Linked DNA regions of Homo sapiens: all the other regions are linked to region 1. The links are chromatin loops, found by intact Hi-C in ENCODE. Cell type or tissue: CD4-positive, alpha-beta T cell. All regions are shown on one strand. Each heading gives the region's core, and the rest is flanking DNA. Links, peaks and the distances in the headings are about the cores only.

Region 1 (7,704 bases), core at 2,213-4,712:
TAATTAAAGTAATTACATCTTGCTTCTTATAATAAAATATATATTAGAATATATTCAATTCTAATTACATCGTACATTATATTATAGAAAATATTTTGTTTGAGCTCAGGAGTTCAAGCCCAGCCTGATCAACATGGTGAGGCCCCGTCTCTACTAAAAATGCAAAACTTAGGCTGGGCATGGTGGCTCACGCCTGTAATCCTAGCTCTTTGGGAGGCCGAGACAGGCGGTCAGGAGATCGAGACCATCCTGGCTAACATGGTGAGACCCCCATCTCTATTAAAAATACAAAAAATTAGCTGGGCGTTGGTGGTGGGCACCTGTAGTACCAGCTACTCGGGAGGCTGAGGCAGGAGAATGGCGTGAACCCAGGAGGTGGAGCTTGCAATGAGCCAAGATCGCACCACTGCACTCCAGCCTGGCGGACAGAGCGAGACTCCGTCTCAAAAAAAAAAAAAAAAAAAAAAAAAAAAAAGCCGGGTATGGTGGTGTGCATTTGTAATCCCAGCTACTCAGGAGGCTGAGACAGGAGAATTGCTTCAAATCAGTAGGCGCAGGTTGCAGTGAGCCGAGATGGCACCACTGCACTCCAGCCTGGGCGACAGAGTGAGACTCTGTCTCAAAAAAAAAGAAAGAAATTAAACTATAGGGAAGTCATCTTTTGATTAAAATAGAAAATGTAATCCTTGGCATTGGGCCTCTGCTTTTTTAGGCTCCTGCTGTACAGATTTGGGAAGCACTGGCTCTGGTGAACAGGGCAAGCCTGCTGAAAATGTGACCTTTTTGGCCTTGTATTAGGCCATTCTTGCGTTGCTATAAAGAAATACTGGCCAGGCGCGGTGGCTCACGCCTGTAATGCCAGCACTTTGGGAGGCCTAGGTGGGCGGATCACGAGGTCAGGAGATCGAGACCCTCCTGGCTAACACGGTGAAACACTGTCTCTACTAAAAATACAAAAATATAAAAAAATCAGCCGGGCGAGGTGGCGGGCGCCTGTAGTCCCAGCTACTGGGGAGGCTGAGGCAGGAGAATGGCATGAACCCGGGAGGCGGAGCTTGCAATGAGCCAAGATGGCGCCACTGCACTCCAGCCTGGGCGACGGAGCGAGACTCCGTCTCAAAAAAAAAAAAAAGAAATACTGGAGACTGGGTAATTTATAAGAAAAGAGGTTTAAGTGGTTCACAGTTCTGCAGGCTGTAGAGTAAGCGTAGCACTGCATCTGCTTCTGGGGAGGCCTCAGGAAGCTTCCAATCATGGCAGCAGGTGAAAGAGGAACAGATGTGTCACATGACAGGAGCGGGAGGAAGAGTAGGGGGGAGGTGCCATACTGTTAACCAGATTTCGAGTACTCACTCACTATCTTGAGGGCAGCAGCGAGCCATGAGGGATCTGCCTCCATGATCCAATCACCGCCCCACCAGGCCCCACCTCCAACATTGGTGATTACAATTCAACATGAGATTTGGAGCAGACATCCAAACGATATCAGGCCTCTATCCTAAGGGCCACAGTGCCACCGTGGATGACCAAGTGGGCTGTGCCCTGCATGACTCTCGGAGCCACCATTCCTGCAGAGTCTAGAATGTAGACTGGACTGAGACTCATGCCCTGGAGTTGTACTAGGTGGCTGTGGACCGCCCATAAATTATGTAGGTGAGGGCAGGTGCTATGGCACATGCCCGTAATCCCAGCACTTTGGGAGGCTGAGGCAGGCGGATCACTTGAGGTCAGAAGTTCTAGCACAGCCTGGCCAACATGACGAAACCCCATCTCTACTAAAAAAGACAAAAATTAGCTGGGTGTGGTGGCATATGCCTGTAATCACAGCTATCAGGAGGCTGAGGCATGAGAATTGCTTGAACCCAGGAGGTGGAGGCTGCAGTGAGCCAAGGTTGCACCACTACACTCCAGCCAGGGTGACAGAATTGAGACTCTGTCAAAAAAAAAAAAAAAAAAAAGGCTGGGTATGGTGGCTCACGCTTGTAATCCCAGCACTTTGGGAGGCCGAGTTGCGCGGATCAGGAGATCAGGAGATCAAGACCATCCTGGCTAACACGGTGAAACCGCATCTCTACTAAAAATACAAAAAATTAGCCGGGCTTGGTGGCGGGCGCCTGTAGTCCCAGCTACTCGGGAGGCTGAGGCGGGAGAATGGCATGAAAAAAACAAAGCTCATTTTAACGTCTTAGCCATTTTAAGTGTACCGTACATTCAGTGTTAAGTGCATTCACATTGTACATAATCAATCTCCAGAATGTTTTCATCTTGCAAAAACTGAAACTCCATACTCAAAAATAACAACTTCCCATTCTAAGCTCCTCTCCCCCACAATCCAGCTCCATGGTCACCACCATTCTGCTCCCTGTGTGTATGAATTTGAGAACTCTAGTATTCTAATGTGGAAACACACCACAGCTGGTTTATCCATTCATCCATAGAGGAGCATTTGGGGTTTCCACCCTGTGGCTGTTGTGGATACTGGTGCTAGGAACATCAGTGTAACAAATGTCTGCTCGATTATTCTCTTACTTTGAAAAAACTTTCAAAAAACTAGTTTGAGCCCAATAGGCCTGATTTGCTCTAACGCTGGGTCCTGGATCGCTGGTTGTTGGATCTGAATCATACTGCAGTTTGCTTTCTCCAGACTGGGTAAGGAGCCACTCTTGTTCTCCCTGCAGCCCACTTTTCTGTCACAGGTATTGATATTGATCAATATCTTGCATCCCGGCGGGGCGCAGTGGCTCACGCCTGTAATCCCAGCACTTTGGGAGGCCGAGGTGGGCGGATCACCTGAGGTTAGGAGTTCCAGACCAGCCTGGCCAACATGGTGAAACTCCGTCTCTACTTAAAATACAAAAATTAGCCGGGCTTGGTGGCGCACGTGCCTGTAATCCCACACACTAGGGAAGCCGAGGCAGAATTGCTTGAACTTGGGAGGCGGAGGTTGCAGTGAGCTGAGATGGCGCCACTGCACTCCAGCCTAGGCAACACAGCAAGACATATATATATATGTCTTGCTATATATATAAAAAACCCCTACGTGTCTTTGCCTCTCTGTGCGCCCCCCACACTTACCCTGATGCTTCTTATGTGAGGAGCGGGAACACCGGGCTTTCTTTTGTTCTCCTGCGTGAAGGCTCCCAGGGAGCCTCACCTTCTCTGGGACTTGCCTGGAGCCTCTGCGAGAGGCGAGTATCGGCACCACCAGGCCAGCCCCGAGCAGCATCTCCCATGGGCTGTCCAGGTTCGAGCCAGCGCTTGTCACCCTGTCTGCGTCCTGCAGGGGGCGCCAGAGGCCCAGCGGTCGTTCGGCCCTGTCAGCTGGTTGACACCGAGGGCCAGGATTGCGCTCGTTTTTAAGTATAATATTTTAGGAACGCCGTGACCCCACCCACCTTGGCTGACTGACTTGTGAGATATGACCAAAAACAATGAATCGACATGGAGAAATTGGAACGCTTGCACTCTGCTGGTGGGAACAGAAAATGGTGCAGCCGCTGTGGAAAACAGTCTGGCAGTTCCTCAAAAAATTAAAAATAGCATTGCCGGCTGGGCGCGGTGGCTCACGCCTGTAATGCCAGCACTTTGGGAGGTCGAGGTGGGCGGATCACGAGGTCAGGAGATTGAGACCATCCTGGCTAACACGGTGAAACCCCGTTTTTACTAAAAATACAAAAAATCAGCCAGGCGTGGTGGCGGGCGCCTGTAGTCCCAGCTACTCGGGAGGCTGAGGCAGGAGAATGGCGTGAACCCGGGAGGCGGAGCTTGCAGTGAGCCGAGATCGTGCCACTGCACTCCAGCCTGGGCGACAGAGCAAGACTCCGTCTCAAACAAACAAAAAATTAGCATTACCTTATTTATGATTCACCAATTCCACTTCTGGGTGTGAACCCGAAAGAATCTGGCCGGGCACGGTGGCTCAAGCCTGTAGTCTCAGTGCTTTGGGAGACTGAGGTGGGAACATAGCTTGAGCTCAGGAGTTCGAGACCAGCCTGGGCAACATAGTGAGACCCCCGTGTCTGCAAATAATTTTAAAACTTGGCTGGGCACGGTGGCTCATGCCTGTAATCCCAGCACTTTGGGAGGCCGAAGCGGGTGGATCACTTGAGGTCAGGATTTCGAGACCAGCCTGGCCAACATGGTGAAACCTCAAATCTACTAAAAATACAAAAATTAGCTGGGCATGGTGGCACATGCCTGTAGTTCCAGCTACTTCGGAGGCTGAGACAAGAGAATCACTTGAACCTGGGAGGCGGAGGTTGCAGTGAGCCATGATAGCACCGTTGCATTCTAGTCTGGGTGACAGAGCAAGACCTTGTCTCAAAAAAAAAAAAAAAAAAAAAAAGAAAAAAGAAAAAAAGACTTGAAAGCAGGGACTAGAAGGGAAGATATGTGTACACCTGTGTTCATAGCAGCATAGTTCACAATTAGCCATAAGGTAGAAGCAACCAAGTACCCATCGAGGGACATGAATGAGTAAACGCAATGTGGTATGTACAGTCATCTACAGTCGTCCCTCGGTATCTGTGGGCAGTGGTTCCAGGACCCCTGCTGGATCCCAAAATCCATGGTTGCTTAAGCCCCTCATAAGATGGTGTAGAATTGCCGGGCGTGGTGGCTCACACCTGTAATCCCAGCACTTTGGGAGCCTGAGGTGGGTGGATCACGTAAGGTCAGGAGTTCGAGACCAGCCTGGCCAACATGGTGAAACCGTTTCTACTAAAAATACAAAAATTAGCCGGGTGTGGTGGTGGGTGCCTGTAATCCCAGCTACTCAGGAGGCTGAGGCAGGAGAATCACTTGAATCCAGGAGGTGGAGGTTGCGGTGAGCCGCGATCACACCATTGTACTCCCAGCCTGGGTGACAAGAGCAAAACCTCCGTCTCAAAAAAAAAAAAAGATGTAGAATTTACATATAACCTATGCACATCCTCCCATATACTTATAAATCATCTCTAGATTACAAGTACAGATTTAGATAATACCTAATACGATGTACATGATATAGAAATAGTTATTATGCTGTATTCTTTAATGAATAATGACCCTGAAAAAGTCTATGTTCAGAACAGACAAAACTATCTATTTTTTCCCCCTAATATTTTCAGTCAGCGGTTGGTTGAATCCATGAATGTGGAACCTGCAGATGCGGAGGGCCAACTATCTTTTTTTTTTTTTTTGAGATGGAGTCTCATTCTGTCACCTAGGCTGGAGTGCAATGGCACAATGTGGGCTCATCGCAACCTCCGCCTTCCAGGTTCAAGCGAGTCTCCTGCCTCAGCCTCCAGAGCAGCTGGGATTACAGGCACCCACCACCATGCCTGAAAAATGTTTTCTATTTTTAGTAGAGACAGGGTTTCACCATTGGCAGGCTGGTCTCGAACTCCTGACCTCAAGTTATCCACCTGCTTTGACCTCCCGAAGTGCTGGGATTACAGACGTGAGCCACCGCATCTGACCCTAACTATCGTTTTAAAGGCACACTTGTCCCCCTCCCTGTTTCCTCCTAAAACAGCGAGCCGGCATCCCTGCCTCCTCCTAGGCGTTCTTATTTGGTGTAGGATGGTGATAAAGCCACCCCATTCCTTTCCTTACACAGAATCCCTCCCCTTTTGGGGTCGGCATTTTCTTGGACAATCAAATGTTCTTGGAGCTGCTGACTGCCTCAGGGATCTTTTTTTACAAGAAATAGTGGTGATCATGATTGGGCTACAACAGCTGCTGGGGTGGTCCTGATCCCTGGGGCCAGGACTGGGAGGACTGAGAAATGTGGCCAAGGCATCAAGGCTCAGGGGTCGCACCCTCAGCCATTCTTGAGACCCTCTCACCAGCAGCACAAGGCGATGCTGCCTCTCAGGCCCAGGGCGGCTGCCCAGGAATCAGCTTTCTGTGGCCGCTTTTCTTCCTTTTCCAGGAGGCCTTTGTTGTTAACCCTTTGGTGCATCAGGAAGTTGATCATTCCATTCCGTAGAGACGGAAGCAAACAAGGAAAGGAAAAAAATAACTCTGATGCTGAAACAATGTTGATGAAAGCTTAATTGAGAAGTTTCTTGGAGAGACTCCACCGAACAGAATCGGTTGAGCAGAAAATTGAAACAGACACAAACACTGTCTGTTTTGGATCGGACTGGTTTTTATTCTGGAGATAAAGTGCAGCAAGGATTGTGAATAAATATGAGGGCTGGGGGACACAGCGCTGTCAAGTTAACCGTTCTGTGCAAACGCAAAGCTGGCGGACAGGGGCCTCCTTGTTTGAGGACAACGGCCCCGACTGAGGCTCTGGGCTGACAGGAAACGCACCTATAGTCCCAGCTACTTGGGAGGCTGAAGCAGGAAAATTGCTTAAACCTGGGAAGTGGAGGTTGCAGTGAACCGAGATCGCACCACTGCACTCCAGCCTGGGCAACAGACTGAGATTCTGGCTCAAAAAAAAAAAAAAGTACATTCAGGCTGGGCACAGCGGCTAACGCCTGTAATGCCAGCACTTTGGGAGGCCAAGGCAGCAGGATAACTTGAGCCAAAGGAGTTGGAGACCAGCCTGGGCAATATAGTGAGACCCTGCCTCTACAAAAAAGGAAAAAAAATAACTGGATATGGTGGCATGTGTCTGTAGTCCCAGCTACTCAAGAGGCTAAGGTAGGAGGATTGCTTGAGCCCAGGAGTTTAGAGCTACAGTGAGCTATGATTGTGCTACTGTACTCCAACCTGGACAACACAGTAAGACCCTAAAAAGAAAAGGAGGGGGACATTTATGTAAGAATGCTTTCCCCCCAACATGAATATTTTGTAAAGTTAGCTTGTTTGATTGAAATACAAAATCAAATGGTAAAAAGCCAGTCAAATTTAGCAGTGGGGGGTTGTATACCAACTTTAGTGACACTAATGTTAATAAGTTCTGATAACCCACTACCATCGGACCAGCCAGAAAAACTGCTTTCACTTTCATTTTATAAATCTCTGAAGTGGCTACTCTAAATAAGTTAGGATGAGTTATTTTAAGAATTCTCCAAAAAGTCTGATATTATATGACCCCTACAAAATAATACTGCAAAAAGCCATACATTATCTGATTATCTTCCTTTAATTTTAAATAGCTTAATGCAAACTGATATTCAAAATAAATGTAGTTGCATGATGGGAAATAGACGTAAATTACCAAATGGAAGCCTCTTGTCCTTTGCAAATACCTGAAGACATTCATGAATCAAAGAAAAGTAAATGAACATATTTGTGTCAAATGCCCAGCAATAGAAACGTTGAACATTTAATGTCAACAAAATGAGCTTTGGTGTTTTTTTTTTTGTCGTCTCCCTGCCTGTGATCTGCAAAATGCCTTCCTGAATCAAGGCAGCAGCAGATGGCAGCAGTGCCCAGAGCATGCACTTTCCATCCACTTTCCCACGGAGCCTGGACCAGAGAACTCCTCACCCACGAACACACTGTTTTCACATCACCCACAAACACGCTGTATTCACATCACCCACGAACACGCTGTGTTCACACTGGTTGTTTCCTGGGACTTTTCCTGATAATCCTTAATAGTTCCTATAAATCACATGGGTACGCCAGGTTTAATATGCTCAGATCTCTCACCTTTCAGACAGGTTGCTGCTGGCATTGAGAAGTTGCCATAATCCTGAAAACAGCCTTTTACCAATGGTTTTATCAATGAAAGCCAAATCCCTCTCAATGATTAGATATAAG
Region 2 (7,704 bases), core at 2,458-4,957, 700 kb after region 1:
CCGTGGACAAAGTGCCAATGGTGGTGTCAGAATCACTGGCCTTGCCCTTTGTGTCCCTGTGTGGCTTTTCCTGCCTTATCTTCTCAGCTGTCTTTTTACCACCTATACAGTCTAGATGTGTTTCTCCAACTGTGAGCTCTTAGAGCTTTCTGGGCCTTTTTTGGGCCCCCCACCCCGGTGGAAAACATTCTTTTGTAAGCATTCATTTTTCTGAAGTGAGTTTAATACGTGCTAAGGTCAGCATGACGAGAGGTGCGGGTTATAAGAAAGCACAGCATTGCTTTCCGACATGGGCATTCCCATGGGGGCCACGTCAATTGTGTAGAGGAAGGAGACAGAACAAGCAGCAACTTGTTGAAGGCAGCAGCACAGACTCAGAAGCAGATACGATCCAGAGTCCTTGCTCAAACTGGGCCTGATTAGGCAAAAAACTGTCCTTCAGATGAGCAAAGATGCTGGAAGCTAGCTGTGCTCTTGGGAGGAAGGAGAGAGTGGCAGTGAAGAAAGAGGGCAGGCAAGTGATCAAATGGCATCACCACATCATACTACGATGAATAGTCATTCATTATTAATGACTGTCTGCAGCAGAATCTTGAAACTGCTTCCTAGAAACTTAGAGATCATTGCACAGTCACGGTTAAGAGTCAAAGGGTCCTCACATCTCAAGAACATTTTAGATTTTTGACCCACAGAACTGGTACAGTAGGTTTTTGTGCATGAGTAGTATTGCCACAAAAATCCAAAAGCACCCCACCCCCAAAAACTATTAAAGTAAACATTTGCATGCTTGGCTATCATTTTGAAAAGTTTTCTATAACGTCAAATGCATCATTAACAAAACAAACCAGGTGTGGTGGCTCATGCCTGTAATCCCAGCATTTTGGGAGGCTGAAGCTTGTGGATCTCTCGAGTCCAGGAGTACAAGACCAGCCTGGGCAATATAGTGAGACCATTATCTCTATAAAAATTTTAAAAAGTAGCTGGGTGTGGTGGTGTGCACCGGTAGTCACAGCTACTCGAGAGGCTGAGGTGGGAGGATAGCTTGAGGCCAGGAGGTCAAGCCTGCAGTGAGCTGTGGTCATGCCACTGTGCTCCAGCCTAGGTGACAGAGTGAGACCCTGTCTGGAAGCAAACAAACAAACAAAAACACTTATTCCGTTCAGATAATCTTAAATATTTAAAATCTCATATATATGTTTCTTTGGAGCAAAAGCTCTTCAGTTTCTGCTCTTAAATATTAGCTAGCTGCTTTGCTGCCATCTAATGACACCCATGGGTAACTGCCACCGCACTTCTGTTTACTTACTCTCTTTTGTTAAATGGTTAAATGCAAAATGCCATTGTTAACCAATAGCCTACCTGGCAATGCCTTAGGAGGTGATAATCTCCACCTCATACTTCTTACAATTTAAAAACTAAATTTGTGATCAGGGCAGTGGCTTACGCCTGTAATCCCAACACTTTGGGAGGCCGAGGTGGGTGGATCATGAGATCAAGAGATCGAGACCATCCTGGCCAACATGATGAAACCCTGTCTCTACTAAAAATACAAAAAGTAGCTGGGTGTGGTGGCACTCCCCTATAGTCCCAGCTACTCAGGAGATTGTAGCATGGGAATGGCTTGAACCTGGGAGGTGGAGGTTCCAGTGAGCCGAGATCGCGCCACTGCACTCCAGCCTGGTGACAGCAAGATTCCATCTCAGAACAAAAAAAACAAAACAAAAAACTAAATTTGTAACAAAGTTCTATTTTCTTAAAGAATTTTAAAAATGGATACAAATAATATATGTTCATTATAGAAAAACACAGATTTGCCGGAAAAAAAGTTGCCTGCTAATAATAAATGTTAATTTCTAATGTATTTTCTTTCAACTTTTTAAATAAAAAAGGGATGGAACCCAAGTAACACATTGTTTTGTATATTTTTTAACTTGATGATATATTATGAATGTCGCTCTGTGTCGATAAAAATACAACAAAATTCTATTTTCTTAGCTTTAAAAATGGATACAAGTAATATACGTTCGTTATAGAAAAAATGATATAGATTTGCAGAAAAAAACTGCCAGCTGATAGTCAATGTTAACTTTTAATGTATATTCTTTCAACTTTTTAAGTAAAAAGGGATGGAACCCAACTAACACATATTATGTTTTGTATATTTTTTAACTTGACGATATATTATGAATGTCTTCTGTCTCAATAAATATACAACAAAAATCATTTGTCATGGATGACTAGTATTTCGTTCTATGGATACATAGTACACAGTTTTAAAGATTAAATTTCCATGTTTAGGTTTTTACATTTCTGTGTCCTCAGGCCCAATACAGCCCAATACAATACATGGTGGGATCTTGATAATTGACATTAACAGTTGTTAATGCAACTTTTAAAGTCGCGAGCACCGAAGGGAAATCCGTCCTCAGGTTTGGCATGACCCACACAGTGGAGGTACCTTCCTTTTCCTGAATTGTTTCTGCAGATCCAGACTAGACGGCCTTGGCTTTTTGGCAGCCATTTTATATTATTTTTGCTGAGCTACAGTAAAATAAAATTCCTAGTTGATCTCTATAAGTGTATTCCCTTCCTATGTCTGCGTGGTTGATGGCTTTAACCAAAAATGCTAAATTTTACATTTATTTATATAAACTTTTCTTTCTTTCTTTTTTTTTTTTTTGGGACTGAGTCTCGCTCTGTCGCCCAGGCTGGAGTGCAGAGGCACCATCTCGGTTCACTGCAAGCTCCGCCTCCCGGGTTCACGCCATTCTCCTGCCTCAGCCTCCCTAGTAGCTGGGACTCCAGGCGCCCGCCACCACGCCCGGCTAATTTTTGTATTTTTAGTAGAGACGGGGTTTCACTATGTTGGCCAGGATGGTCTCGAACTCTTGACCTTGTGTTCCGCCCACCTCGGCCTCCCAAAGTGCTGGGATTACAGGCGTGAGCCACCGCACCCGGCCACTTTTATATATTTTGTTTTGAAACACAGTAATAGCCTCTACTCAGAGGTTTTTGATTGTTGATTGTGTCATCTTGCTTCTCGGTGATCCTGCTCGGTTTTGACTTTTCTAAAAAACATAATGAACACTCCTAGCCTTAACTCATTGATGAAGTCATTAATTTCAAAACAGTGAACAGGAACCTAAATGGGTCATGCTGTACAGTTCTAATCCAAATTACCTGCTCAGTTAGGAAAATATGAGAAGTGACGAGGATATCCAGAAAGCCTTCAACATTCACAAAGGTGAAGCTGCAGTGCCTGAGGAAATTCTCAAAGGAGGGAAGGAGGAAAGCGTTCTCCGATCAGTCTCTGATCTTACCACGAGCAAGGCGTCCTTACGTCTTCTCTCTCGCATACTCCTGCCTGCCTTGTGTCTAAGAAGGCGGGCTGTGGCCGGAAGGGATGAGTGGGATTGTGGGGAAGGTGGGTTAAAGCAAGAGGACCCCAAAGGAAAAGCAGCTCTGCAGCTGACGGCGGATGCTTTGCCGAGTGTTACCACCAGGTGGTGCTGTCCCCCTGCCGAACATAATTCAGAACAGCAGCATCGGATCAGGGCTCTCCAGGACCTGACCATGTGACACGAGACCATTCTGCAATTTTGTCTGAATATGGAGATATGGTGGGCGGAATCATGCCTCCCAAAGATAACATCCTAATTCTCAGGACCTGAGAGCGCGTCACCTTCCTTGGCAAGAGGGGCTTTACAGATGTGATTAAGATAATAGGGGAATTCTCCTGGATTCCCTGGGTGGGTCTCAGGTCCCCACCAGGGTCTTTATAGGAGGGAGGCAAGAGGGTCGCAGTGGAGAGAAGATGTGACAACGGAAGCAGAAGTTAGAGTGACGTGAGGAAGGGCCCAAGGAACGCAGGAGACTCTTAGAAGCTGAGAAAGGCAAGGAAACAGATTCTCCTCTCAGAGCCTGCGGAAGGCACCAGCCTTTCTGATTGACTTCAGCCGTTTGCGCTGACTTTGCACTTCTGGCCTCTGGAACTGTGAGATAGTAAATGCATGTTGTTTTAAGTCCTTAAGTTTGTGGCAATTTGTTACAGCAACACTGGGAAACTAATACAAGAAATTAAAAAATAACAGACCTTGTACAACCCAAAACCAAAACATCTCTTTCTCCCGGCAATTTCTTCAATAACAACGTTAGTGTTCTCCATTCTTCCTGCCTCCCAGATGAAATGCATTAAGAGGCCCAATAACTGAATTAGCCCTGCTTTTCTGAGAGCACCCAGTTGATTAGAGACACCTGCTTCCTTGAACCCTCCCCACCATAAGCCTGATTCCTAAAATAAGCCCTTCCTGACTCTTAGAGCCACCCCGTCATTCTCTAAGGTATATGGGTCCCTTTGCGTCAATTATCAATCAACTCGTTGCTTCCTGGCTCCCAATGCACCCTTCAATATAAGCTCTATGATAAACAATGGAATTCCTTAAAGATTTTGCTTTTAAGGTGAGCACAATGTCAAGCTTTCTCAGTAGCGTGCTCTGGAGGGACACTGCAAGAGGAAGGGGCTTACTGCAATTTCCAGCACAGGCTCGAGGAGGGGGATAGCAGAGGCTCTGCCCAGAGTGCGAGGACATGAGGTGAAGCCTGTCTGAGTCGCAGGCCTTTTAAGAGAACCCTCTGTGACCCTAGCGTCTCAGCCATGGCAACCTGCCCACAGACCTCTGGACGTGTGTCTGAACCGCCCTGGTAGCCCCTCACTCTCACCCCCACCGCCATTGCTATTGCCTGCTCCCCCACCTGCACTCCAGAGGGCAGCCAGCCTGTCGCTCCCCCAGCAATTCCGGACCAGCTCCAGCTTGGCTAAGCAGGGGTCTCTGCTCTCTGCCAGGCAGACACACCTTCTCCAGCAAGGTCCTGAAGGGCTTCAGAACACGCCACCTCCAGATATGCTGGCTTGAGATGGGGACAATTTTGAGCTAAAGGCACTTGAAAAACAACAGATGCGTTGGGCGTGGTGGCTCACGCCTATAATCCCAGCACTTTGGGGGGCAAAGTGGGCGGATCACCTGTGGTCAGGAGTTCGAGACCAGCCTGGCCAACATGGTGAAACCCCATCTCTACTAAAAGACAAAAATTAGCCGGGCATGGTGGTGCACGCCTGTGGTCCCAGCTACTTGAGAGGCTGAAGCAGGAGACTCGCTTGAACCCGGGAGGCAGAGGTTGCAGTGAGCCGAGATGGTGCCACTGCACTCCAGCCTGGGTGAGAGTGAGACTCCATCTCAAAGAAAAAAAGAAAAACAACAGATGCACAAAGGACACTCTGACCTCCCCTTTTCTTCCTGAAAGCAGGAGATGAAACTTTCATATGGAAGATGGCTTCTCTCTACCAGGAAGAAAAGAACATTCTTCTCTCCAGAGGCGGGGAGTTGAGGCCGAGGGAAATCGGTACAAACAAAAAGTGTTTTGACAGTTAAAAAGCTCTTGTTAAAATAACCCTTGTCTTTAGTATCTCCATATAGTTAGTTACTTTTTCAAAATTACTACTTTTTGTTCACCCTGTTGCATAAGCACTTAGGCCTGGCTGCTTTTGGATCTTGGTGTCCTGTGAAGGCCCTCACATGCCTGTAAACATTGGCTTGCGTTTCCTCTGTTAGTCTCTCCTACGTCAACTTAACTCTCAGGCCCAGCTGGAGACTGTCAGAGGAGACAGGGGCAGCTTTGCCTCCATTACGGTCAGACACCCACCGAGGTTGTCCCTGGATGGGCTCCCTCAGCCCTAGGGGGCCACTAGGAAACTGCACGGATTTCCTTACATCTTGGAGTTGCTGTTTGCCATAGTTAATGCTTCTATTTATCACCCCATTTTAACCGACTGTGGTTTCCAGCTCCCGTTTGACTCAAACTGCTAAGCCCTCACTGCAACAAGGGATAAACCCAACTTTGTCCAACTGCAGATATAGTTCTGGTCTTGGCTGGTGGGATTCAATAGTAGGAAAAAGGAGGAAGCACATATTGAGCAACTGCTGTGTACAAGGCTTTGTGCTGATCTTTTAATATGTATTGTCTTATTGAATAGATATTAGATAGGTATGATCTCGTATCTTTGATATTATAAAGTGTCCAGTCACAGAGTAAGTACCAAGGCTGGCACTCTGACTCCAGAGACAAAACGGTGAGCTGCAGGCCACAGTCTCTTGAACTAGCCCAGTCACCTCAATTAGGAGAGGGAGAGGATCAGCTACATTTTAAATATTTACATTTAAAAGAGAAAATACTTTAAATCAGATATAGCGAGAAAAGCTTAACATGAAAAGCCTAAGGAAATGACATATTATATGATTTCACTCGTATTGCCAGGTGGCCACCTCTTTTCAAATGAACCCTGGTGCATTTGCCACGGTTAAGTGTAATAATTTCAAGGTAATTTCTTTGGGGTCCAAGTGAGCTCTTTTGTAGAAATGTATTTTGCTGTACATTTAGCTGGTGGTCATTTCACTGGCAGTTAAGAGGCGATAAGAGATTGTGTAATAGAGGCTCATTAAAATTAAAGACTGTGACTCCATGTACCCCAGGACAACCTTGAGTGAACACTAACTTGTTCAACATTTGCCATGAAGCCATTAGAAGCATACTGATTTAGGCAGGACCTTGTGTCTTACACGTGGAGCTTAAAGCTTTAACGTCTATTCAGGTATTATTTTGCAATATCCATTCATTTCCATTTTTAAGCCACAGTTTGCGTTGGCAGAGTTTGAAGGGATTTCATCAGCCGTTTACGCTTTGGGGATGCAGTGGAGAAGCTAAAGAAGAAATACCTAAATGGCGTGGGTTCTCCTGGACCGGTGGAGGGGCCGGGCCCCATCTCCTGAGATGAAGGACACAATTTCAAGGCAGATCCCGCTTTTTCCATGGCCTAGACAAAGGCCTAGGATTTCTTGCTGTTTTTCCTAATCGTTAATTTTAGGGAATACTTGGAATTAGCTCAGCGATATTGAATTTAGAATATATCATCTTTTTTCTTCAAAATATCATTTTATTCCCAATAAAGTGATTATGGAGAGATTGGCTTTAGGTGTATGACTAAGGAGTTTCTTTTTTTTTTTTTTGAGGCAGGGTCTTATTCTGTCATCCAGGCTAGAGTGCAGTGGCGCAGTCACAGCTCACTGCAGACTCCACTTCTCAGGCTCAAGTGATCCTTCCACCTTAGCCTACCGAGTAGCTGGGACCACAGGTGCATACCACCATGCCTGGCTTTTTTTTTTTTTTTTTTTTTTTTTTTTTTAAGACGGAGTTTTGCTTTTGTTGCCCAAGCTGAAGTGCAGTGGTGTGATCTTGGCTCACTGCAACCTCTGCCTCCCAAGTTCTGGTTCAAGCAGTTCTGCTGCAGTCTCCCAAGTAGCTGGGATTACAGGCACATGCCACCATGCCCAGCTAATTTTTGTATTTTTAGTAGAGATGGGGTTTCACCATGTTGGCCAGGCTGGTCTTGAACTCCTGACCTCGTGATCTGCCTGCCTCAGCCTCCCAAAGTGCTGGGATTACAGGTGTGAGCCACCGTGCCTGGCTGCCTGGCTAATTTTTAAAATTATTTTTAGGAGAGATGGGGTCTCACTATGTTGTCCAGGCTTGTCTCAAATTCCTGGGCTCAAGTGATCCTCCCACCTCAACCTCCCAACATGCTGGGATTGTAGGCCACCACGCCCAGCCTAGAGCATATCATCTGATGAATGTTTTATTTACTCCAAGTTG
Region 3 (7,704 bases), core at 2,458-4,957, 460 kb after region 1:
ATACCATTGAGGGAAACCCAGTGAAGGCTATATGGAATCGGAGCCTATAGTTATTTCAAAAGTTAAAAAAGTTCAATATCTACTCATGATTAAAAAACAAAAACTAGAGTAAAACTCTTAGCCTTCCTGGATTTTAGGAGAAATTCTTTATTATGATGAAAGGCATTGACAAAAACAAACAAAAAGACAGCAAACTTCATAGTTACTGACGTAACGTTAAAAGTATCTCCTTTAAAATCAGGATCAAGATAGGGTATTCACGGCTGGGCATGGTGGCTCATGCCTGCAATCCCAGCACTTTGGGAGGCTGGGGTGGGCGGATCACTTGAGGTCAGGAGTTTGAGACCAGCCAACATGGTGAAACCCCGTCTCTACTAAAAATTCCAAATTAGCCGGGCATGGTGGCATGTGCCTGTAAGCCCAGTTACTTGGGAGGCTGAGGCAGGAGAATTGCTTGAACTCAGAAGGCAGAGGTTGCAGTGAGCTGAGATCGCACCACTGCATTCCAGCCTGGGCGACAGAGCGAAACTCAGTCTCAAAAAGAAAAAAAAGGGTATTTACATCATCACTGTACCGAGGGGCCTACCAAGCCCAGTAAAACAGAAAGATGAAATGAAACATGTAAGAGTCAAAAAGGAAGTAACAGAACTGTCATTATGAGCAATTGATATCATTGTCTAGGCAGAAAATTTAAGAATCTTTATAGGCTAATGTTTTGCATAGGGGAATTTAATGGGTTGTTTCAGAAAAATCTCTCCTTGTTTCTTCCTTCTGCCAACTTGATTCATAACCAGCTTGCAGGTGTAAGAGTGCCACTAGTCATAAAGCCTCACTAAAAAAAAGAAACTCCTAAAATAGGAAATTAAATGAAACAAAGATCACGACCTCATCCTTTGAAGCCCCTTAGCATCTCCATCAAAAATTTCATCTGCCTCCTTATCTCCCTCTAAGTAAGTGTGGACTAGTATTTAAGACACAAAATGATCTATTTAACTTTATGATTTTTAATATTAATTATTAGATGTGATGATATTCACTGTGTTTTGTTTTTTTTTTTGAGATGGAGTTTCACTCTTGTTGCCAGGCTGGAGTGCAATGGCGTGATCTCGGCTCACCACAATCTCCGCCTCCCAGGTTCAAGCGATTCTCCTGCCTCAGCCTCCCAAGTAGCTGGGATTACAGGCGTGCGTCACCACATCCGGCTAATTTTTTGTATTTTTAGTAGAGATGGGGTTTCTCCATGTTGGTCAGGCTGGTCTCGAACTCCCGACCTCAGGTGATCCGCCTGCCTCGGCCTCCCAAAGTGCTGGGGTTACAGGCGTGAGCCACCGCGCCAGGCCGATATTCACTATGATTTAGAAATTCACTTGTATGCAATTTTATCTGTATGACGGTCATACAAACTATTGTAGATTGATGTGCCTGAGAACTTAGCCTCCATTTATGGCATTGTTTCTTTGGGAAAACACATTTTGAGTGACAAACAGTCCTTTGGAATGCAGCCTATTTGTAGGTCAGAGACCTTGGTGAAGGCAGAAGTTAGAGTCCCAGTCTGTGTCTCTGTCTCTGAGACAGAGAATGTGACCTTATTTGGATACAGTTTTTGCAAATGCAATTCAATTAAGGTTCTCGAGATGAGATCATCCTGGATTATAAGGGTGGGTCTTCAATCCAATGACAATTATCATAGGAGACACAACGAGAAGAGACACAGAAGGTCATGTGAAGATGGAGGCAGAGATTAGAGTGATGCTGCCCAGGTCCAGGAATGCCTGGAGCCACCAGAAGCCAGAAGAGGCAAGGAAGTGCAGCCTCCCCTAGTAGCTTTGAAGGGGCTGTGGCCCTGCCAACATCCTGATTGCAGACTTCTGATCTCCAGAATTGTGAGAGAATGAATTTCTGTGGATTCAAGTCAGCACATTTGTGGTAATTTGTTTCTGCAGACCTGGGAAACGAAGACAGTGTATTCTGTGAGCTCCTCACGTAGGAAAAGTGAGTGCTGCCAACTTCCACAGCCTTGATTCTGTTACCAGAGCCTTGATAGACGGACGTGTGCCAGGTATTGAGCTAAGAGTTGCACATGTCTTCTCAATTGATCTGGATAGCAAACCTGTGTTCCACTTGGAAATACAGTAACTGGGGTTTTGAGAGATTCTACACTTGCATGCACAAAGACATATAAGCAATCATAGCTGGGCACAGTGGCTCACGCCTGTAATCCCAGCACTTCGGGAGGCTGAGGTGAGTGGATCACCGGAGGTCAGGAGTTCAAGACCAGCCTGGCCAACATTCTAAAAATACAAAAAGTAGCCAGGTGTGGTGACGGGCACCTGTAATCCCAGCTATTCAGGAAGCTGAGGCAGGACAATCGCTTGAACCCAGGAGGCAGAGGTTGCAGTGAGCCGAGATTGTACCACTGCACTCCAGCCTGGGCAACAGAGCGAGACTCCGTCTCAAAAAAAAAAAAAAAAAAGACACACAGGTAATCATACTAACTACTACGGCTCACTGAATGTCTACTGTGGGCCAGATGTTGTGCTAAACTCTTTTAAAGTATGCTTATCTAAGTCTGCAGCAACTGTCTGAGGTAGTGCTATTCATTCATTCCTGGCACAGATATTTATACGTGCCTGCTGTATGCTGGCCCTGTCCTGGATGCTGGGCCACAGCAGTGAACCAGATGGAGGGTAAGCCCTCCCTCATGGCACTTGCATTTTTGTATGCTGAAATGTTCAATAAACAAACAAATGAATCAAAATTATGTCTGGTGGCATTAAGAGCTATTGAGAAAAACAAATCAGGGAAGGAAGAAAGATAAAATGTAGGAGTCATGGCTTGAAGACCGAGAGTGGTGAGAACTGTCTCTATTTCACAGACGAAGAGTCTGAGACTCTGAGAGGTGAAGTGACTTTCCCAAAGTGACACAGATGTAACAGCTATAAAGAATGATCTGACAACTGTTGAATGTGGGAGGTGCTTTAAAGTCATTATTCCCAACCATTACTGTAACTCTGCCAAGTGAATGATATATGCATATTATATATATTTTATACTTACATATATTTCAGCTTCACTGACGTATAATTGACGAATAACAATTTTATATATTCTAAAGTGTACAATGTGATGATTTGATAGATATTGTAAAATGATTACAATCAAATTAGCATATTTATCACCTCACGTAGTTACCATATATACATTTCATCAAATAGGTTATAAATATAGGCGAGGACCCTGCGGCTCAGAAAGGTGAAGTGACCTGGCCAAACCCAGGTGACTTGCCCAAACCCAGGTTTCCATGCACATGCCCCTTCTACCACCATAAACCAATGCCTGCCGGCTGCCGCCTCATGGCAAAAACCTGACCCGAGGATGAGCCGGGTGCTGTAGGTTCCCAGGTGGTCAATTTCTATGACAGAGCCTGTCAGTTGCAACTGTAGAAATATCAGAAGGCTCCCTCTCTCCTATCCAAAGAGATTGATAGTTAAGGCTCAGCTGGAAGCACAGAGATAACCTATTTCCTTTTCTCTATAAATCCTCCCAGTCTTACTAATTTTTATTGATTGTTAGGGTGTAAGGGTTGGGAGTAGATGGGGGTTATATTTTTATCCTTTTTATTCCCTAAGCAATCAGTTACTATCACAAACAATTTCTTGATTACATTTGATGCTAGTATTTGATTTTGAACCTATTTTTAAAAATGTTCTGTTGATGGTAATTTATTTGTTCAATATTTTGTCTGTGCCTCAAACTGTGAGAATGTGCCATCTAGTGGCTTAATGCTGACATTACTTTTTCCTTGTAATTCAATGTTTGGTAGCGGAATTTCAGAATGTTTCTCTTTATTTAGAAACAATATTGTCAATCGGAGTTGTACAAAGAAGTAAACCTTTGATATTAAAAAATACAGTTTTGAACAGGAATTCTACATGCACAGGAAACTAGGTTGTAGAATTAACAATTGAAGAATAAATTTCCAGGTGTTATTGAGCCTCTACTGATGAAATTGCCCATGCTTTTCTGAAAATATTTACATAATGTGTGAGATTAAATGGAACAGAGAGATTAAATGGAAGAGTGAGATTAAATGGAACAGAGAGGAAGGTTGTCTTCATGTGCTGGTGGTCACAGGTCTTCGTGTGATACAGTGGGTTCCAGAGCTAGACCACCTGGACTTGGCCTTGGGCAGGTTATTAAAATCTCCGTGCCTCAGTTTCCTCATTTGTCACGGAAGTCTTGTGAGGATAAAGTGAGACAACAGAAGCAAAGTGTTCATTTTAGCACAAAGCCTGACACACCTCAAATGCCAGTATAGGTTTCCTCTTAGGATTCTGTCCCCATATAGTGCCTACTGTTTTCTCTGTCTATTGTCTCTGATGCTAATTCTATGTTCTATAGTGACGTCAACTATGAGGCCTCGGCTCTTGAAGGGCCCCGTGGAGGTGCTGGGCCTGGGTGCTGTCCGCTGGCTCACGTAGGCAGGTCTATTGCTCCACTGAAGGTGCTCCTGGCATCTAGAATATTGGGAGTCAGAATACTGGGAGTACGTCGTAGCATCTGATATAGCCAGAGCCTGTGATGGGTTACAGCCTCCAAGGTAGATATGTTGAACTCTGACCAACATTTCTGTGTCACATTCTGTCATATTGGGCCTAAGTGGTGCTACTTTATGTTTCTACTGTCTTGCTAATGAGCTACCAGAACCTGGAAAAGGCAAGGAGGATCTTCCCCAAGAAGCTTTGAAAGGAGCATGGCTCTGCCAACACCTTGATTTCAGACCTCTGGCCTCCTGAACTCTGAGAGAACAAATTTCTGTTGTTTTAAGCCACCCAGTTTGTGCTAATTTGTTACGACAGTGCTAGGAAATTGATACAGGAGGTTACTAGGGTTAAACAAATTACTTTGTAGAGGGTCCTTAAAACTGTTCTTTGCACAAATTAGAAACAGGCATATGTCAGCTGTTACTTCTTTGGGGGCAATGTAGCATAGCGGGTAACTGCATGGGCAGTTGTCACTGACAGACCAGGCTCTGCTGGAGCCTGCGGAGACCTGGCTCTGTAACTTACCAGTTGTGTGACTTTGGGGGAAGTTCTGCAACTTCTGAAGGTCACGGTTTCCTTAAGAATAAAACAGGGTAATAATAGTTGCTGTCTCCTAGGTTAATTGTAAAGATAGAGATAAAAAATGCAAGCACTTCACACACACTTGGCATTAGAATGTGAGCCCCTGATGTGGTTGGGTCAAGCACGTGCAACTGGCCTGTCCCCTTTCAGGATGGCTCACTCCCTGAGGCCACCTGGGTTCCTTATGTAATAAGGCCCTCTAGCTCCCATCCTATGGGTCCTCAAAACAAGCATGAATCCTGGGTGAGCACAGTTCAGACCAAAACCAGGAACCTCATGGTATTGTTATAGGAGTTATTAAGAAATTATTTTAGGCGGTTAGAGAGGAAAAGGGGTCCTTGGAAAATTTCTGTCTTTTTTTTTTTTTTTTTTTTTTTTTGAGACGGAGTCTAGCACTGTCCCCTGGGCTAGAATGCAATCTCAGCTCACTGCAACCTCCTCCGCCTCCTGGGTTCAAGCGATTCTCCTGCCTCAGCCTCCCGAGTAGCTGGAATTACAGGCCCCTGCCAGTAAACATGGGGTTTCACTGTGTTAGCCAGGATGGTCTCGATCTCCTGATCTCATGATCCGCCTGCCTCGGCCTCCCAAAGTGCTGGAATTACAGGCATGAGCCACCGCGTCTGTCTCTTTTAAAGTAGCTCCAGAAAAGTTTCTTGTCTAGCAGGAAAGCCCCGGCTCTTAGAGCCTGGCTAGCAACCTTTGATATGCAAATGCAAGCCATTAGAAACTGGGTCCATCCTAACATGGGGATTCCCCCCTTGTCCTCTTTCCCTGCCCCTCCATATGTGTCTGGCAGCATGGCCGCCCCCACATATCCCCACGTGTGTAGAACATCATGGCACCCTGCATTTGCATATTAAAAGATTAGGGTGAGAAGGCCGGTTTTTTTGCGGCCACGTGAATGACATGCCTGGTCAAACCAATCCTCTGAGTCCTGTGCAAATCAGACACCGCCTCCAGCCTCCTCACAGAACTGGTTGGTATCCGCGGCACTCAAGATAGTGTTTCCTATCTTGGCTTTGGAGCCCCCTCCCTCTGTCTGTGTAGGGGGAGCTGCTTCTTTCTTCTCTCTTCTGTCTTGCCTGTTAAACTCTCCATTCCTTAAAACCACTCCACGTGTGTCTGTGTCGTTTTATCTAAACCGGTGCAAGGACCAAGAACCCTGGTGTTCCTCCACTTATCTGAGCCGTGTCAGTGTAAACAAAGTGCATTTGCGTTTAAGAATTATAGGTCATTAAAAAGTTTCAGGTGTTACCATCCACATTGCAGATTGCTCCGGGAAATGCTTTGCTGGGAGCCGGGCGGGGGAACTGAGTTGTAGCCCCAGCTCCGCAACTAACCTGCTGCCTGGCATCAGGGCTCACTCATGTCACCTGTGAAATGATGCCGTTGGACAAGATCCCCTCTGAGATCTCTTTACACTCGAATATCCCCAGCTCTAGGAGGACGCAAAGGTTCCAGCTTTCAAGCCAGGACTCTAAAGTTGGTGCTGAAGGCAATCTCGGCTGCCTTCAAATCTTTTCTGTGTCCAAACTCCAGGTAGCAGCTGGCAACAAACTTGCTAATTATCTACCTGTGTATTTAACGATGCTTGTTGAGTTGCAGCCTTGAGGTTGCTCCAAGTAGCAGACCAGGCAAGTCCACGAAGGAATGATTCTGTTGTGAACAAGAACAAGATCTCTTTGAATGTCGTCCCCAGTGGCTCGCCTGGAGGCAGGTGAGAACCAGGTGCCCTCTGGGTTTCAAGAAATAAAACGTGAGTTGAACACATGGAGGAGGCATTGTAGGGGGTGGCTCAAGCATCAGCCCCCATGCTCTGGGGTGTAGTAGAATGAGTTAAAATATTTGTCGGGGGCTTTTAGTGCTGGCTCTGCTCCTGTGCTAGTTTGGGAAGTAACTTATCTTTGAGCCTCAGCTCCTCATGTGTTTAATGGAACTCAAATGCCCTCCTATATTGGGTAGGATTATTTTGGCTTCATGAAACAGAAAAACTGACTCAAACTGGTTAACAAAGAAACGTAGTCTGTCCTGTAGGCGAGATTTCATATAGCAGTGACCTCACATCCAACCATGACAGTCTCCACAGTTGTCTTTCATTGCATCTTTCTTAGGATCCAGGTATCCTAAGAGGTACCCTAAGAGGTATCCGAGTGGTATAAGGAATCTTTTTCAGCAGAGTTTTCCTGGAGGAGAAGGGATTTGAGTAATCAGCATTCACTTCTGGGCAGGGAGTGGAGTCTGTGTCCACTGCTGCTCTCAGCTGTGTAGAGTTGTGGACAAATGGCCAGAAATCCGGGGAGAAGGCGGACTGATGTGGGATGGGCTGCCTGACAGTGTGGAGCTGAGAATTAGATGATGGATGTGAACAATTTTCCCTGTGAATTTTAAAGCATCGGGTATTTCTTTTTCATGACAGGAGTTTGGATTAGATTATATCTAATGTTCCTTCTAACTCTGTATTTTTATGAATTTTCAAATAAGAGCCATTTTCACTGGTCTGATGATTTTTATAGCTGGTTCAGGAATGCTGTTGGATAACAGAATGCTGGCTAGTCACTTGCTTGGGGCACCAATACAG

Evidence for each region. Peaks named below come from ENCODE experiments on the same cell type or tissue, not always from the same donor. Only the 100,000 strongest peaks of a DNase experiment are listed, where the experiment ranks them.
Region 2: a loop joins it to region 1, with 9 times the contacts of the local background. A loop is called at or near these places in 40 of 110 quality-filtered maps.
Region 3: a loop joins it to region 1, with 9 times the contacts of the local background. A loop is called at or near these places in 98 of 110 quality-filtered maps.

Annotation. Positions count from the first base shown.
Region 1 is chr7:148,962,534-148,970,237 of GRCh38, reverse strand. It overlaps LOC124901768 (a long non-coding RNA gene), which reads right to left and starts at 3,204. Exons shown (of 2, transcript XR_007060580.1): 1 at 3,076-3,204. It also overlaps RNY4. RefSeq lists enhancers at 3,111-3,160, 5,242-5,741, 5,742-6,243. In CD4-positive, alpha-beta T cell, for the core only: CTCF peaks have their summits at 3,090 and 3,289 (motif pointing right); DNase peaks (open chromatin) are centred at 3,297 and 3,927; H3K4me3 peaks cover 792 bases.
Region 2 is chr7:148,258,713-148,266,416 of GRCh38, reverse strand. All of the region lies in intron 20 of CNTNAP2 (contactin associated protein 2), which reads right to left. Among named protein-coding and RNA genes, the nearest start is that of C7orf33, 330 kb to the left of the region's middle. RefSeq lists a silencer at 3,326-3,620. In CD4-positive, alpha-beta T cell, for the core only: a CTCF peak has its summit at 3,495 (motif pointing right); a DNase peak (open chromatin) is centred at 3,506; H3K27me3 peaks cover 190 bases.
Region 3 is chr7:148,500,157-148,507,860 of GRCh38, reverse strand. No RefSeq gene overlaps it. Among named protein-coding and RNA genes, the nearest start is that of C7orf33, 87 kb to the left of the region's middle. RefSeq lists a silencer at 5,515-5,564 and enhancers at 5,730-6,024, 5,444-6,146. In CD4-positive, alpha-beta T cell, for the core only: CTCF peaks have their summits at 3,600 and 3,800 (motif pointing left); a DNase peak (open chromatin) is centred at 3,780.